Regions from separate parts of the Homo sapiens genome. Here region 1 is linked to region 2. Evidence: chromatin contacts called from ENCODE Hi-C or POLR2A ChIA-PET data. All regions are on one chromosome and are shown on one strand. Each heading gives the region's core, a stretch centred on a gene start or an enhancer-like site at or near the end of the contact. The rest is flanking DNA. Distances are from core to core; before and after follow the strand shown. Region 1 overlaps LOC400499 (putative uncharacterized protein LOC400499). Region 2 overlaps LOC105371082 (a long non-coding RNA gene).

What was found. A loop is a pair of places that touch in the nucleus more often than their neighbours do. ChIA-PET counts read pairs that join two places held with the same protein, here RNA polymerase II (POLR2A). Pooled maps may share reads with other maps.
Region 1: POLR2A ChIA-PET joins it to region 2 with 25 read pairs in activated naive CD4-positive, alpha-beta T cell. The contact joins two enhancer-like sites. A Hi-C loop is called at or near these places in 2 of 168 maps with a recorded cell type or tissue (B cell and HepG2) and 8 of 50 pooled maps. POLR2A ChIA-PET finds 5 or more read pairs at or near these places in 7 of 52 experiments (GM12878, H1, HepG2 and 4 more).

What each region holds. Positions count from the first base shown.
Region 1 is chr16:11,390,399-11,393,177 of GRCh38, forward strand. It overlaps LOC400499 (putative uncharacterized protein LOC400499), which reads right to left. Exons shown (of 67, transcript NM_001370704.1): 56 at 1,919-2,103; 57 at 1,612-1,704; 58 at 1,268-1,463; 59 at 1-65. It also overlaps a transcript of LOC105371082 not described here. Among named protein-coding and RNA genes, the nearest start is that of RMI2, 46 kb to the left of the region's middle. RefSeq lists an enhancer at 1-223. Within about 2 kb of position 1,338, at least 2 of the 41 ENCODE cell types and tissues checked have a DNase peak (open chromatin) inside an H3K27ac peak, as active enhancers do.
Region 2 is chr16:11,296,352-11,299,325 of GRCh38, forward strand. All of the region lies in intron 1 of LOC105371082 (a long non-coding RNA gene), which reads left to right. Among named protein-coding and RNA genes, the nearest start is that of MIR548H2, 8.7 kb to the right of the region's middle. RefSeq lists enhancers at 1,132-1,311, 1,443-2,126, 2,580-2,629. Within about 2 kb of position 1,385, at least 19 of the 41 ENCODE cell types and tissues checked have a DNase peak (open chromatin) inside an H3K27ac peak, as active enhancers do.

The DNA of each region.
Region 1 (2,779 bases), core at 88-2,587, 94 kb after region 2:
CCACACCTCCTCCAGGGGCCGCAGTGTCACCTCCAGGTAGGCATCCTTCAGTGTGGCCAGGGGCCCTGCAACAGGCAGCCACCACCCACCATGAGACCTCAGGGCAGGTCAGAGAACCAGCCCTGCCCAGACACGCCAGGCCTCGAGGAGATAGGGCCTGTTCCTGGGATTAAGATGTGGGGAGCTGGGGGAACTGGAACAGAGCAGTGGCACTGGAGATTGCAGGGGAGTTGTCACAGCAGGCCTGAGCCGTCTCTGCAAGGCCTGCTTATAAGGTTGTCTGGGAACTTGGATTGGGGGAGGGTTCCCACCAGTCCTAGAATTGATATGAGGCTCCCTGCATCTGAACTGTTTGTACAAACGTGGTTTATGCCGGACCCCTGCTTGCTTCCTAGGAGTCTGACAGTGTGGTCCGTGCCAAGCAGCACCTGCCAGTGTGGCAGCCCCCAATAAAAACCCTGGGTGCTGAGTCTCCCAGGAGCTGCTCTGGTGACAGCTGGGACAGCTAAATGCATCCTGTGTGAAAGCGCTGGGACTGGGAGAGTACCCTGGGCACTGGCCCTGGTTCTCCCTAGACTCCGCCCCAGCCCCCTTCCCTGTGCTGACACTCCTGCATCCCCTCACTATAATAAATCACAGCTGTGAATAGCGCTGGGCGGAGTCCTGGCGCATTCCTCCTGATTCACTGCCCTGGGGGTGGTCACAGGAACACTCTGGCACAGCAGGGAGGATCGGGAGGTAACATTCAACAGCCAGTCAGAGGGATGCCCACCCTGGCGCTGGGCAGGGCCTTGGGGGCTCTGTGCTGTGCTGGGCATTAGCCCTGGATGGCGGAGAGGCCAGAGGTTCCCAGTCCTGCCACGAGGCTGGTTGGGGCAGCAGGTGTGAGCCTTTAATGACCACCTGGCCACATTGAGCTCATCGTGGAACCAGAAAGAGATGCTGTGGCAGTGAGCTTCACAGAAACAAGGCTGTATACTCAAAAGAAAGCAGGCGGGAGACTGAAAAAACCTAGGCAGCAGGCATAAGGGAGATGAGCTTGGAGACTCTGTAAAAATGACACAGCAGACCCAGAAAAAACAAAGGCTGTAGATCTATAACAAATAAGGCAGGGGGCTAAACACAGCTGGGCTACAGGCCCATGGGAAGCGAGGCCACATTTCTGATTGAAACAGTGCCACAGGCCAATGTGAGCGCTTAGGGCCCCGGTGGAGAGGGGGGACATTGATTTCCGCACAGGATTGAGCCCTCCCCCTCCCACACTTACATTCCAGCTCCTCCCGCAGCTGCTCCAGCCCCACCTGCAGCCACTCCAGGTAAAGAGGCAGGTGCTGGGTCAGTGCCTGGCTCCGGGCCCACAAAGTGGCTACTGCCCAACCACTCGCCTGCATGGCCTCCCGCCCCGCCTGGGACAGCTGCAGAAGGAGGCCTGCCACGCCGTCCAGGGTGCCTGCCGGCTGCACCTGGACAGGGAAACCGAGGCAGAATCAGGGTGAGGTCCAGGGCAGAGAGAGCCCCAGACCCTCCTGCCTGGTGAGTGGGGGCTACAAGCCAGGTCAGAGGGGGACCTCTCCAACCTGAGCCCCCACCCTCCCCTGCTGTGATACCCACCAATTGCTGGAACCTTCTCACAGAGGCACCCAAGCCTTGAACCTTCTCTTCCAGCCGGGCTTGCACCTGGGAGCCAACTGCTGCAATCCTGGACTGTGAGGACAGAGGAAGAGGCTGGGGCCTCGCAGGAATGAAGTAGACACAAGGTTCTCGGTGCCAGCAGCAGGTGTGGGCCTCACAATGGGGTTGTCTGCCCTGGTTTCTGGGCACAGCTGGACCCCAAGGGCTCGGGGCTCCTGGCACGGGGGCCTCTGCCCAGTGGGAGAACGGTAACCCCTTCCCTGTGTCCCAGCCCAGGCCCTCTCACCTCCACATGGCCCAGCAGGCCCCCCTGGCAGCCGCGCGCGGCCAGCAGGAGACTCTGGTTGGCAGCCTGCAGGGTCAGGCGTCCCAGCGGCTGGGAGGGCTGCCTGCCATCCCGGAACAGGACCTCCGCCTCGGCTGTCCGCCCATGGGCACATGCCCGCAGCACCACACTCTCCTCTCTGCCCCCTGGAGCCAGAAAGGGACCTGCTGGTGCCCCCACCATGTCTCTGGCTGCCCACTCCCCCTCCACCGCTTTCCGTAGCTCCCCACTGCCCCAGGCCAAGCCTCAAGGCCCTAGGATTTGAGAACCTTGAGCTGCACCACCTAGAGCAACCACCTGAGCCACCTGAAGCCCCCTCTTCTGTCCCCTCCCCCGACACGGCAGTCAGTTAGGGATGCCATAAGGCTTCAGGGGGTTTCCTGAGGTTTTTTTTTGAGACACCAAGGCAGGAGTACAGTGGCTGGATCACAGCTCACTCCCAGCAGCTGAGACCACAGGAACACATCACCCCCTACCCCACCAGGTTTTTTCGTTTTTGTTTTTGTTTTACTTTTTGAGACAGAGTCTCGCTCTGTCGCCTAGGCTGGTGTGTGGTGACACGATCTCGGCTCACTGCAAGCTCCGCTTCCCGGGTTCACGCCATTCTCCTGCCTCAGCCTCCTGAGTAGCTGGGAACTACAGGCACCCGCTACTGTGCCCGGCTACTTTTTTCTATTTTTAGTAGAGATGGGGTTTCACCGTGTTAGCCAGGATGGTCTCGATCTCCTGACCTTGTGATCCACCCACCTCGGCCTCCCAAAGTGCTGGGATTACAGGTGTGAGCCACCACGCCTGGCCACCCCCCCCCCTTTTTTTTAAGTA
Region 2 (2,974 bases), core at 135-2,634:
GAGGAGTCCAGGGTGGGGGTGAGAGGCTCTGAGGGGCTGCACTCAGAACCTGGGTCTTTCATTTATTTGGCAAATCTTAAATGTCCCAAGTATTCACCAAGCCTTGTGCTGGTGCTGGGGGGACAGCAGAGAGCCTGACACTCCCAGGGGGCTCCTCATCAAAGGGGAGGCCTACAGTAAACAAATAATTACACAAATAAATATAGAAAATGAACTGTCACTTGGGGAGGCGTGGGTCTTGGAGTGGGGTTTTGAGGTGTGAATAGGAGTTCACAAAGCCTCAGAGGAAGGGGAAGGACTACGTTATTCATAAAAATCTCACTGGAAATGAAAAACACTTTGAGGGTTCCGCTGTCTGTTGTCAGACTACCCAAATACCATTGCCAGGAAATTCCAGCAGGCCCACACAGCAGAGCGGTCCAGGGCCAAATAACTTCAAAAAGTAAAATTAGAAAAGCCTCTCTGAAAAGTAGCTGTACACCTAAAGTCTATGTTTAATGTGGCCCATAGATGTGTTTTGTAGGTTTGCTCTGATGTGGATTGGGGTCCCCCAAGCAGTTGTACCAGTCACACCTCTGAGCTCCTAAAGCAGCTCTGGCAGCCAGGCAGGAAAACCATGGGCAGTTTCTTATAAAGTTAAACATTCACCTACGCTGAGACCCAGCAGTCCCACTCTCAGGTATTTACCCAAGAGCAAAGAAAGCATGTGCCCATCAAGATCTGTGCACAGATATTCATAGGAGCTCTGCTCCTAATAATCCCAAACTGGGAAACGTCCCAAATATCCATCAACAGTGAGAATGGATAAACAAATTGAGGTACCTCCATACAATGGGACACTGCTCCCCAATAAAACATTGCAAACCATTGCACACACCACGTCATGCACCGCTCTCGCACGTGTTGTGTTGTGTGAAACAAACCAGACAAGAAGGGACGCATCCCAAGTGACTGATTGGTTTATGTACAGTTTAAGAACAGGCAAATCTCACTGCTATTTATAGATGGCACAGCAGTGGTTACCTCTGCTAGTGGGGCCGGGGGTCGCTTGTGTACTGGGAAGGGGCTCCAGGGAACCTTCTGGAGGCTGAGGGTGCCCTTGATCCTGATTTGAGTGGTGACTATATAGGTATAAAAAATGATCAAGCTGGACACTTAAAGTCAACATAGTTTATGCACTTTCACGTGTAAACATTATTCCTTAAGAAAATAAAAACAGCACCAGTGGCTCCCCCCTTCCCTGCAGACTCCCCCGACACCACCACCTCCTTCTTCGCCTTGCATCGGTACGATAAGGCACTTGCTTGACGGGAAAGAGAAACTCAGCTGCCAGCTGGGGTTCATTTGCACTTTCCCCCGCCTGGTCTGCGGTCTGGCTGTGCAGCTAGCCGCTCTGACGGGGAGGAGGGGCCCAAAGCCACTGCCTGCCGCCTGGGCAGGGGAGAGGGGCACGTGAGGCTCATGGCAGAGGCACAGCCAGCTTCTTGCATGTGCCCTCCCCGGGGAATGTCTGCAGAGCCCAAGACTGCCACGCCGTGGGCACAGCCCTGGCAACAAACAGCCACTTACCCAGTCACCATGCTCTACTTCTCAGCTGCAGCCCCACGGCCTGGACTCGCTTGCCCAGGCCCCCCAGCCACAAATCCTGGGCCCCTCCCTGAAACCTCCAGACACAAACTCACTTCAGGCTGGGGCCTTGGTTTCCCCATCTGGAAAAGGGGTGAAAAGCCCCATCTTTCCAGTGTAGCAGTCGAGGCATTTGCAGCAGGTGTTTGTGCTCAGTGTATCGATGTAGGAGGCTCTCAAAAAGGATGTAGAAAACATGAATAGTTATGAGTCCTGTTTTAATAAAATTAGAATAAAAAATAAAAGCCAGGCAAGGTGTTGTGCGCCTATAATCCCAGCTACTCATGAGGCTGAGGCGGGAGGATCACTTGAGCCCAGTTCAAGCCCAGCCTGGGCAGCATGATGAAACCCAATCTCTACACAAAATACAAAACATAGCTGAGCGTACTCCCTAGCTACTAGGGAAGCTGAGGTGGGAAGATTGCTTGAGCCCATGAGTTTGAGGCTGCAGTAAGCTTTGATCACACAAGTGCACTCTAGCCTGGGTTACAAAAAATAAAATAGGCCAGGCACAGCGGCTCACAGCTATAATCCCAGCTCTTTGTGAGGCTGAGGTGGGAGGATCACTTAAGCTCAGGAGTTTGAGACCAGTCTGGGCAACACAGCAAGACCCCATCTCTACAAAAAAATTTTTAAAAAATTAGCTAGGCATGGTGGCGTGTGCCTGTAGTCCCAGATACTCAGGAGCTTGAGGTGGAAGGATCACTGGAGCCCAGGAGTTCAAGGCTGCAGTGAGCTATGATTGCACCATTGCACTCCAGCCTGGGTGACAGAAAGACCCTGTCTTTAAAAAACAAACAAACAAACAAAAAGAGTGAAAGATAAACAAATAATTAAATTTAAAAATAAATAGAACTAGAAGAGGAAGCCCAAACTATTTCTGAATGTGTTCATCTGAGAAGAGGGCAAAATGTAAAATACACACCAATTGTTTCACCATTATTTTCCCCCGAAGTTCGGATTAAAGAAAGGGAGGGGATTAGCGCTTCAACACACCTCCCTTTGTCCTGGGTGTCGTGCTTCAGCATGTGTGGATGGTAGCTTTGTGGTTAAAAAAAAAAAAGAAGAAGAAATGAGAGCAAAAAGTACTTTGAGAACTCTTTGTAGCTGTCACGTCCCCAGACCCTGTGGTGAGAACCTCCAGGGACACCTGTGAACATGCATGTTCCCAGGCCCAGCCTCAGGGGTCTGCACGTTTAAGAAATGGATGCACTTGTCTAATGATGAGGGCAATGGTGCCGGACACTGCCCACGTGTCTGCTCTCTAGGACAAGCCCTTGAGACAAGTATCATTATCCCGTTTAAAGACGAGAAAACTGGCAGGGTGTGGTGGCTCACTCCTGTAATC